Regions from separate parts of the Homo sapiens genome. Here all the other regions are linked to region 2. The links are chromatin contacts, found by Hi-C or POLR2A ChIA-PET in ENCODE. All regions are on one chromosome and are shown on one strand. The core of a region is the stretch at or near the end of the contact, and the rest is flanking DNA. Distances in the headings are between cores, read along the strand shown.

Evidence for each region. A loop is a pair of places that touch in the nucleus more often than their neighbours do. ChIA-PET counts read pairs that join two places held with the same protein, here RNA polymerase II (POLR2A).
Region 1: a map of K562 shows a loop between it and region 2 (2.8-fold over the local background). The contact joins the promoter of DNM1 here to the enhancer-like site in region 2. A Hi-C loop is called at or near these places in 1 of 168 maps with a recorded cell type or tissue (K562). POLR2A ChIA-PET finds 5 or more read pairs at or near these places in 2 of 52 experiments (CD4-positive, alpha-beta T cell and K562).
Region 3: a map of K562 shows a loop between it and region 2 (4-fold over the local background). The contact joins two enhancer-like sites. A Hi-C loop is called at or near these places in 1 of 168 maps with a recorded cell type or tissue (K562). POLR2A ChIA-PET finds 5 or more read pairs at or near these places in 1 of 52 experiments (K562).

The regions. Positions count from the first base shown.
Region 1 is chr9:128,201,292-128,204,864 of GRCh38, reverse strand. DNM1 (dynamin 1) reads right to left here and starts at 1,486. Exons shown (of 22, transcript NM_004408.4): 1 at 1,234-1,486. The coding sequence starts at 1,394. It also overlaps a transcript of CIZ1 not described here. RefSeq lists enhancers at 1-272, 1,704-1,803 and silencers at 561-855, 1,424-1,643.
Region 2 is chr9:120,888,948-120,892,205 of GRCh38, reverse strand. It overlaps a transcript of PHF19 not described here. Among named protein-coding and RNA genes, the nearest start is that of PHF19, 13 kb to the right of the region's middle. Within about 2 kb of position 1,570, at least 10 of the 41 ENCODE cell types and tissues checked have a DNase peak (open chromatin) inside an H3K27ac peak, as active enhancers do; they include CD4-positive, alpha-beta T cell, where a contact is called at or near this core.
Region 3 is chr9:129,683,352-129,687,033 of GRCh38, reverse strand. The region is part of intron 1 of PRRX2 (paired related homeobox 2); the gene reads right to left. Among named protein-coding and RNA genes, the nearest start is that of PRRX2, 20 kb to the right of the region's middle. RefSeq lists an enhancer at 735-1,279. Within about 2 kb of position 1,258, at least 2 of the 41 ENCODE cell types and tissues checked have a DNase peak (open chromatin) inside an H3K27ac peak, as active enhancers do.

The sequences.
Region 1 (3,573 bases), core at 237-2,736, 7.3 Mb before region 2:
GAACCTGGCTTGGACAGAACTGCTGTACCTCTGCGGACAAGGGCCCCTGCCTCCCTCTCCCATGTGCCAGTCACTTTTTTGGCCCTGAAGGTCATTGGAAGAAAGCAAGAGTTTCTGAAGAAGATGGGGGGGAGATGAAAGACGGGGTCAGTGTAAACTCTCTCACTTCATCCCCCAGTCTGCCCAGCCCCCCAACCCACCTCCAGTACCTGGAGAGCTCCTATCTTTCTTCTCTCTCCTCAGCACCAGAAAAACTATTTCTGCCTCCCTTTGGGGGTTTGTGGGGAGCCTGCGGGTCACGACCCTGCCTGCCCCGCTAAACCCACGACCCTTTGTCTTTGCGGTTGTTCCTCTCTCCGCCACCTAGGCCTCTCAGCGCCTTGTGGGATCAGAGGCGGGAGGGGGATTAGGTTCTGCAAATGGCTCCCCCCTCCCGCCATCCCTGTCTTAGTCATCTCTGCCCTCTGCCGCCTCTCCCTCCAACACGATTCCTCTGGCCAGGCCAAGGGGAGGGCGACACTGACAGGCGCCCCCCACCCAGGGGCCGTGGCGAAGCAAGGGGCCGGCTGCTCAGAAAAGGATAAGAAGTGGTTTCTCCTCCCCTCTTCCCTTCCTCATCCTGCAGCCCGCGCCTCCCCCCTCGCCGCGCTGCGCACGGATGGCGGCGGGAGCCGCAGAGGTGTGTGTGTGCTGGCGGGAGGCCGTGCCCGGTCCTCGATGCCCGCGGGACTACGTCCTCTTCTAGGGACTGGGATGCGGGGGCTGACCTCTGCCACGGCCCAGGAATTCCCATGGGGGTAGGGGGATGTCCCCCATTGAGCCCGGTGTGGGGGACGCTGCCCCCGGGTGCTGCCCGCTCCAAGGGACTCCCGGAGCCCAACGGAGACGCTGAGTAATGCGGGCTCTCTCCATGCCCATGTTGGGGGCGGGGGGCAGCTCTTTGCCCGGGGCTTCTGGCAGAGCGTTGTCTGCCCTAAAGGATGGGACGGAGGAGGGGGCGTGATTCGGTAGCCGGAGGCTTGACGACGTTTGCAGACTAGCGGGGGGCGCTGCTGCCCCGAGGGGCTCTCGTGGTGGGGGGAGGGCCTCCTCGCTCCGGCTGGGGGTGGGGGGCGCGCCGGCCGCGGGTGCAGCGTCGGGGGCTGCGAGGTCGCCGCGCCGTCAGTGCCCCGGGCGGGGACTCCAGGGATCCCGGGGGTCGGGGGTCGGCGCCTGGGGGCGCGCCGCGCCTACCTGCCTACGAAATTCTCGAGCACCGAGCTCTTGCCGGCGCTCTGGCCGCCCACCACAGCGATCTGCGGCAGGTCGAGGTCCGCGTTCTGGCCGATGGCAGAGAAGGCGTCTTGCAGCCGGTTGACCAGCGGGATGAGATCTTCCATGCCGCGGTTGCCCATGGCTGCGGCGGGCCCCGCAGGCTGCGATCCGGCTGCCGCTAGCGCTCCCGGCTCCGACTCCGGCTCCGCCGCTGCAGCCGCGCGCCCAGACTGCCTGCGCCGCGGGGCCCCCGCCCCTCGGGGATCGGAGCGAGCACCGCTCCCGGACGCCGCTAGGGGGAGCCCGCGGCGCTGCGGGCCGGCCGCCGTGCGCAGGCGCCGTCCGGGGCATCATGGGTGTCGTAGTTTTCACCTTCTGCGGCTTTTGGGGTGCTTTAGCAGTGTCTGGGGTGCGCGGATGCTGCGCAGAATATATTTGTCAATGGGTTGGGTCTCACTCCTAGTACCAGGCCTCTTGGAGAGTGGTCTGGATGTTTCACTCCATCTTACCGATGAGGAAACAGGCCTGGAGAGCAGATGGGCTTCCTCTGAGGTCACAGCCTCCTGACCTCAGAGGTCAGAACTCCGAGATGAGTTCCCCTTCATCTCGCTGGCTTCTATCCCTAGATCCTGACTCTGATCTCCAACATGTCCTCTTCTGCCTTTGGTCCTCAGTTTCCTTGTTTCTAGAAGGAGAAAGTTGGAACATGAATTCAACAAATATTTACTAGGTACCTGCTAGAAGCCAGGCCCTGTCCTAGGCACTGAAGATTCAGCAACGAATAAGACAGCCAAGGCCTCTGCCCTCATAGATCTTGCATCAAGCTGGGGAGACAGACAGTAAATAAGTAAGCAGATAAATGAAATAGTAAAAATGAAAATAATTCATAGTAAGAGGGATGGAGGAAATAAACAGGGTGAAAAAAGGTATCTTTGTGGGTGTGGAAAGTTCACATTGGCTTGGCAGGAGTCGGGGGTGTTCTCTGCAGAAGTGACATTTGAGAAGAGACCAAAATGATGAGAAGGAGCCAGCAGCAAGCAGATCAGGGGAAGAGCATGCCAGGCTGAATGACCAGCAAGTGCAGAGGCCCTGACACCTGGAGGGCCCTTCTTGGGAGAGTTGGAAGCTCTTGTCCTAGAGAGTGGAAGTCTTTGCTCCAACCCATCAGGATGGTGGTAAAACAGCGTAAAACAGTGGGATTCAAATCCAGGGCTCCTACAATCCTACCCTGCGTACCCTTTCACACAGACAGACCATGGGGCCCTGAGCCCAGCCGTCCATCTCTGCATTTAAGAAACCTAATTAGTATTCACGGTGGAGGCTAGGAAGGGAAGGCTAGCCTACACTGTGCTCATGGGGAGTCGGTGAGTCATTTCCCTGCGCTGTGAACAGTGTGGGGGCACTGCTGACAAAGTGGTCTGTGAATTGGAGACTGTTCACTTACTCATCCATTTAATGCGTATTTGTTGAGCCAGGTACTATGCTAGACTCCAGAGATAAAGCAGTGAGCAAAACGGACAAAGTCCTTACCCACATGTGGCTGACAATTCAGTGGAAAAAGACAGACAATATGCAAATAGGGCAATAACGATGGCCCTGTTAGATGGCGTGCCCTGCAGAGCAAGAAAGCAGGGGCGGGGTAGGGTGGTGTTGCTATTGTGAAGATGGTGATCAGAGAGTGACCCTTGTGGGGAGGAATCTTCGAGGCAGGCATGGGGAACAAGCAGGCCCTCTCCCTGGTAGCACCAGAGAGTGGATTAGGAGTCTAATCTGGGCCTTAAACAAGCTGCGTGACCCAGGTCCCTCCACGTCTCTGAACCTCAGTTAACTAATCTGGATAATGGGGATAATAATAGATCAAATGCCTGTGTAGGGCACAGCCCAGGCCTAGTGCTCAGGGGGCCCTTATTAAGCTGCAGCTGTGAGGATGCCAATGATAACAGCTCACCAGACAGCTGGAGCATCAGTGCCACACAACTTGCATGGAACCTGGCAGCTGTTCCATGCCAACCTGTTATTATGCTCTGAGGACAAGAGAAGGCAGAGATGGAAGCCTGGATGACTGGCACCAGGAGGGGGTGCAGTTTATAGATGTTTGCCTAGAGGGCATCATGGCTGGGCTTTTAATATTATTTATTTACTTATTTATTTTATTTATTTTTGAGACGGAGTCTCACTCTGTCGCCAGGCTGGAGTGCAGTGGCATGATCTCAGCTCACTGCAACCTCTGCCTCCTGGGTTCAAGCGATTCTCCTGCCTCAGCCTCCCGAGTAGCTGGGACTACAGGCACGTGCCACCACTCCTAGCTAATTTTTGTAT
Region 2 (3,258 bases), core at 321-2,820:
CTAAATTCAGGTCCCAGGTAAGTTTTGTTTGGTCTGAGCTGTGTACTTAAATGGCTTGAATTAGTTGTCAGCTTTAAACAAGTTTCACCTTTTTAAAAATTCAGATTTTTGGCATTCTCTTTTTAAAAAAGAGGGACTTGACAACATGGGGCCCACATTCCCAAAGGACAAGAATTTGCTAGAGCCAGTCGTTTTCCAGTCCCCGCATGGTCCCCTGGAGGCCTTTCTTTGCTTTGAACTTTCCTACCTGGCTCTGCAAGGCGTCAGGGGTTTGCAGCCTGTTTTAGGATGTTTTGAGCCCTGGCACATTTGTGTGCAGAAGGATCACCAGGAGACTTGTTTATAGCACAGGGTCCCTGGTCTGGCTCCTTGGATTTGGGGTGGGGCTCAGACAGGCATCCTTCTACCAGGTGACTGTGATGCTTCCGTCTCTCCTAACAAGCACGGAAGACTGGGTGGGGCCTGTGGGGGACTATACAGCTGCTCAATGCTACTGACTCAGATAAACAGATGACTAGTTTTCTTTCAACACAACAAATATGGCAAATATAGTGGGGTTCCGAGTTCAAGGTTATACTCCCCGAGGTGCCTGGAGTGCAGCTCCTCTAAGTGGCTGGGTGGGTCTTGAGTCGTGTGCTGTAAATTATGGTGGCGCTCCACCTGGGCTGCACCTTGAACCACCCGGGGAGCTTTTCAACCCACACTCTTCACCCCATGCCTAGGCCACATCCAGGCCAATCAAACCAGAGTCTCTGAAGATAAGAACACAGGCATCAGCATGTTAAGGTTCCCGGGGTGATCCCAAAGTACGGCAGGTGTGCGGGCTTAAGATTGAGCAAGGTTCTCTAGGCCAATACCTTCTCTAGATATTGACTGTAGCTGGACCAAGTTCCTCAGAGAGGGGAGGGGAGGGAAGGAGAGGAGAAGAAGGGGAAAGGAGGGGAGAGGAGGGGAGAGAAGGGAAGAGGGCGGGAGAGGCAGATGAGTAAATGGATCCTTACACTAACTGTGATGAGCAGAAACCCAGGCGCTCTGGGGCATGAGCAGGGATACCTAACCCAGCCCTGGGGGCTCAATCTCTCCCCACCCCTGCAGGAGAGGCTTGGGGTGAGTTTTGGGAATAAGGACCATCCAGCCACATGACGAAGGGGAAGGAAAATCCCCATCAAGGCAAAAACACAGTCCAAGGCTCTGAGGCCCAAATTCCGGGGAGAGGGGTGAAGGTTGTTTGTCGCACCTGGGTTAAAGGGTGGGGGTGGAGAGTAGGAGAAGAGGCTACACAGGTGAGAAGGTGTCAGATCACAAAGGGCCTTGTATGCCAAACTAAGAAGACTGAACTTGACCATGAAGTTAGGCAGACCCTCTGGAGAGTTTTAAAGCAAGGAGTCGTGTGGATGAACAAACCTGTGATGGGCTGGGGTTACCAAGGAGGGCTTCCTGGAGGAGGTCAGACTTGAGCTGAGGGAAGGATAGGATTTGGAGAGCTGACATTCTGATGAGCGGCTTCGGTTAAAGCTCACAAAAACCCTTCCCTCCCCCATGCCCTTTGAAATCATTTGAATCAAAGATTGCGTGTGTTAAAGACATGTTTGTCTGTTATCTGAAAGCTGTGGTTTCTCTTTAACAGATTCAGGGCCTCATCCTTTGACTCGGAACCAGGAAGGAATTAGGAGCGAGTCCTCCTGCCCAGAGAGCTAATTACTGAAATTCAGTGGCCTCACCAGGGCGAGTGGCGTCACCGGCCTGCATCCCCCAACAGCTCCTAATTTCTAACTGGTCAAAGTTAGACATTTCAGTACATTTTTATGGGCTGCCCAAAGCCAGCTGGAAGCTTTTTTTCCATAAACTCTCCCTGAGACAAGTAGCCAGGTTTCACATATTAAAATGAAAACGTCAAAAGCGTTAACAGGAAAAAAAAAAAAAAAAAAAAAAGCAGGCTCATTTGTGAGGCCTCAGCTCACAAAACCTGAATCAGGGTCCAACAGCATCTGCCTGTTTTTATTCTGCAAAGCTGAGATCAAGTTAAAAGGATGATGATAATCACTTGTTTATCTATTCACTCAGCAAACACTTATGGGACATTTACTGGGTGCCAGGTCTTGAACTGGGCACTGAGATGAGAAGCTGCCTGAGGCATGATGGTCCCATCCCACTGCCCTCCAGGGCTCAAAATACTTTATAGTTTACAAAGTGTTTTCACATGCAATTTTGTGAGCTGTGGGTGCCATTATTATCCACATTGCTTAATACATGGCAGAACCTGACCTTAGGTTGTCCAAGTCCAGATTCTAAGTCCAAGTCCAGTCCAGATCCTAGAGCCTGTCCACTCTTTCCTTCCTTCCTCTCTTTCTTTCTTGTTAGTTCTTTCTTTTTCTTTTTCTCTTTTTTCTTTCTCTTTCTTTCTTTCTTCCTTTCTTCTTTCTCTTTTCTTTCTTTCTCTCTCTCTCTCTTTCTTTTTTTCAAGACAGGGTCTTGCTCTGTCACCCAGGCCAGAGTGCAGTGGCACAATCATGGCTCACTGAAGGCAGCCTCAACCTCCCAGGCTCAATTGATCCTCCCAACTCAGCCTCCTGAGTAGCTGGGACTACAGGCGCCTGCCACCACACCAGGCTAATTTTTTAATTTTTCGTAGAGGCAGGGTTTCGCCATGTGGCCCAGGCTGGCCTTGAACTCCCAGGCTCAAAGGATCTTCCTACCTCGGCTTCCCAATTCCTGTGCTGGAATTACAGGCATGAGTCACTGCGCCCAGGCTACCTTGGTCCTTTTTTTTTTTTTTTTTTGAGATGGAGACTTGCTCTGTCGCCCAGGCCAGAGTACAATGGCATGATCTCAGCTCACTGCAACCTCCGCCTCCCAGGTTCAAGTGATTCTTCTGCCTCAGCTTCCCGAGTAGCAGGGACTACAGGCGCCTGCCACCATGCCCAGCTAATTTTTGTATTTTTAATGGAGACGAGATTTCACCATGTTGGCAAGGCTGGTCTCAAACTCCTGACCTCGTGATCCGCCCGCCTCAGCCTCCTAAAGTGCTGGGATTACAAGCGTGTGCCATCGCGCCTGGCCTCATCTGTTATTGGCCTAAGGTGGGCAATAGCTCCAAGAGGTTTAGCTGTCACTTATGATCTGTCCAGCATCCACCCCCACCTTAAAATTCTGGTTCCTTTTTGGAGGAGCTCCCCATTTTGAGGAAGGATAAAACTAGCACCCACCTCCCAAGGCCACCATCACTGTGAAATCCTAGTGGAGCTAAATCCTTCCATG
Region 3 (3,682 bases), core at 9-2,508, 8.8 Mb before region 2:
GGGGCTTCCCTGCAGGTGGCTGTCCCTCAGCCAGCGCCAATCAAATATGGAAAAGAGCCTGCCTGCAATTGCTTAATTCTCCCCTGCCCAGGGCCTGCCCCCAACCCGGGCTCCTCTGATTTCATTAGCATTCTGCCCAGACCCCACTCCCCCGCTGGACCCATCAAGGCCCTCCCCCGAAAAAATAAGGACATTGGAGTATTTTCTGGAAGGGAGGGGAGGGGCCTGGGTGGAGGAGGGGCGGCCGGTGGTGAGGGCGAATCCGGAGGCTGCAGATGACCAGGGATCCCCCTTCTGAGCAGGTCCTGGTGTGGGGCAAGGTGAGGGAGGCACCCAGGCTGCAAAAGTAAGAGGGTCAGCTGTGTGTGGTGGCTGTAGCCTGTAATCCCAGTGCTTTAGGAGGCTGAGGTGGGAGGCTCATGCCTGTGATCCCAGAGCTTTAGGAGGCTGAGGTGGGAGAATCACTTGAGCCCAGGAGCTCAAGAACAGCCTGGGCAACACAGTAAGACTCCTCTTAAAAAAATTAGCCAGTGTGGCAGCGTGCACCTGTGGCCAGCTACTTGGGAGGCTGAGGCGGAAGGATCACTTGAGCCCAGGACATGGAGACTGCAGTGAGCTGTGATCGCACCACTGCACTCCAGCCTGGGCGACACAGCAAGACCAAGTCTCAAAAACAAAACAAAAGTAAGGAGGTCTGCATCCAGATACCCGCCCCTCATGGGCCCAGCCCTAACAGCGATGCCTCCTTGCCTCTGCTCCTGAGGCATCTCACTCCCCTCACCCTTGTCTTGACTCTGGTTCTGAGCAACACCAGAAGGGGAGCCTACATGCCAGCCCAGGGTCTAGTTCCCAGGACCTGCCCCCTCCAGCTTCACTGGGTGCCCCTGCCCCCTACGAGCCCCACCCACTACAAGCCATCCTGGCCTTCCTTATGCTCCTTGGACGCTGGTACTCTGCTACTTCCAGTCTTTGCACATGCAGTTCCCCCTGGCTGGAAGACTTTTCCCACCTCTTCACAAAGCCCAACCCAGCCCTCACCTCTCTTCTTAGACAACACTTCCTGTAGGAACCCTTCCCTCACTGGTCCAGAAAGGCGTGGGGGTCTGGCCACGTCTCCCAGCCACTCCACCATCACTAACTCAACTTGCTTACACTGCACCAAGAACCGGGTTCCCTCTGCGCCCTCAGGGCTGTGTCAGCAGTGGCGCCTGGCACATTGTCGGTGCTCAGTAAACACTGCATGGATGAATGAATGAATGACTCACAAACCACGCCCTTAAGTCTTTGGGTGCATAATACCTAAGGCCCTGGAGCTTTTTAAAGGCCCAGGAAAATGGGAGACTGGAAATTGTTTTTAACTTAGTTCCAAAGTACAGTGAAGAAGGGAAACTGGCCGGGCGCAGTGGCTCATGCCTGTAGTCCCAACACTTTGGGAGGCTGAGGTGGGAGGACTGCTTAAGTCCAGCAGTTCGAGACGCTCGTCTCTACAAAAAATTTAAAGAATTAGCCAGGTGGGGGTGGTGGCACATGTCACCCAGCTACTCAGGAGGCTGAGGTGGGAGGATCAACAGCCCAGGAGGTTGAGGCTATAGTGAGCTGTGATTGTGCCACTGCACTCCAGCCTGGGCAACAGAGTGAGACCCTGCCTCAAAAAAATAAAAATAAAAAAAGGAAATGAACAAACAGTGAGTGAAATGTGGACTGCCTGTGATGGCACGGCAAGCGGACCACAGTCCACCCTGCTTTTGGCTCCGCATACTTGCCATGGTGCTTAATGTAACGTGAGGGGGATGCTGCTACTGGTAGGGGGCCCTGGGCCCAGCCAGACCCCAACTTGCCCTGCTCCCTGGCCTCCCAGGCCTGTGCTTGGAACCAGGTAGGGTGGTGATGACCCCTCCACAGCTTCCTGAGTACCACTCAGCCCACGGGGCCCACTCTGGCCAGAGTGATGCCCTCAGCCCAGGGAGAGGGCAGGAGGGGCGTCAGTGGCACACTGCCTGCCCTGGTAGAGGGGACAAGATGGTGGAAGGGTGGCCCAGTGGCAGTTGTCCAGGCCTCCTGGTTGCTTTGAGAGTCATGATTGACACAGGAACCCCGGAATGAGTTCCCTCAACTCCACCCACAAGCTTGGTGACCTTGGGAAAGCTTCTTGACCTCTCTGAGCCTTGGCTGCCTCGTCTATAAAGCAAGCACAATTAACAGTCCCTCCGTGATTAGGTGAGACAATACATGAGATGTACCTGAAGCACTGCTTGTCCTGTTTAGAGAACTCTTCCTTTATAAACGTGAGTTCTGTTACACCCAGGAGCACCACGTGGAGAGCAACCTCCCTACATTCCCCGTCCCAGAGGTGCCACTGAGGCCCCACCCCACACAGCCCAGGCCTCGGCCAATCAGCACTCCACTTCTCTTGGCCATATGATTGGTTCAGAAGTGGGTAAGGACCCAATCATGGCACAGCGAGACTTTTTCGGAGATTTCTGGTCTCTTTTCTGTTGGGGTGTGTGTGGGTGTGTGTGTGTGTGTGTGTGTGTGTGTGTGTGTGTGTGTGATTTCTGGTATCTTTTCTGTTGGGTGTGTGTGTGTGTGTGTGTGTGTGTGTGTGTTGTATCTGTGTGTGTCTCTCTCTGTGTGTGTGTCTCCTCTATAGGAAAGGGTGAAGCCAGAGAGAGAGAACCCAGGCCCCAGTGTCATTGCTTAAGCCTGGATCCAGCAGTGCCTGAAGTCCCACCCTGGATTTCTAAATTAGGCTAATAAATATATCCTAGTTTGCTTAAGCTAGCTGGGACCAGTCTTCTACCCATCATAGGTGACAGCCTTGACTGATATAATGCCAAAGTCCAACTATAACCGTACCCTTGTCCTCACCCTGGCAGAACTAGAGTAGTGTGGCTCCCACTCCAGGAACCCCTCACCCCCAGGTCTGCAGGGAGCACAGTGCCAGAGGGACTGGTGGACCTGCCTCAGGAATCTTCTCTCCTCTGCTCCCATCGCTGCCTCCACCACATGGGGTCCAGGGTCATGGGTCCCTCTCTGGGCGAATTTAGGATGTGAGTCTCTGCAGCCTGTTGGGAGGGGCTCCCGTTAGCCATAGCCTTGTACAGGAAGAGGGTAGGGACAGGAGGGCTCTGAAGTCTGATCCTGGGCTTTAGCCTTACCTCTGCAGGTGCTGGCTGTGCAGCCTGGGGGTGGCGCTCCCGCCTCTGAGCCCCAGAGGCCCCTGTGCTTCTCTTCGGTGGAATTTAACAGCACTGCAGTAAATTACCTGCCTGTGTCTTTTTTATTTTTTATTTTTTTTTGAGATGGAGTCTCGCTCTGTCGCCCATGCTGGAGTGCAGTGGCGCGATCTCTGCTCACTGCAAGCTCCGCCTCCCGGGTTCCCGCCATTCTCCTGCCTCAGCCTCCCGAGTAGTTGGGACTACAGGTGCCCGTCACCACGCCCAGCTAATTTTTTGTATTTTTAGTAGAGACAGGGTTTCACCGTTTTAGCCAGGACGGTCTCGATCTCCTGACCTCGTGATCCGCCCACCTCGGCCTCCCAAAGTGCTGGGATTACAGGCGTGAGCCACCGCGCCCGGCCTCCTGCCTGTGTCTTTATCAGTTACCTGTAAGCTCGATAAGGGCTGGCAGGTGGGTGTGTGCCCAGGACCTGCACAGAGCAGGGGCTCTCAAGAAATATGTG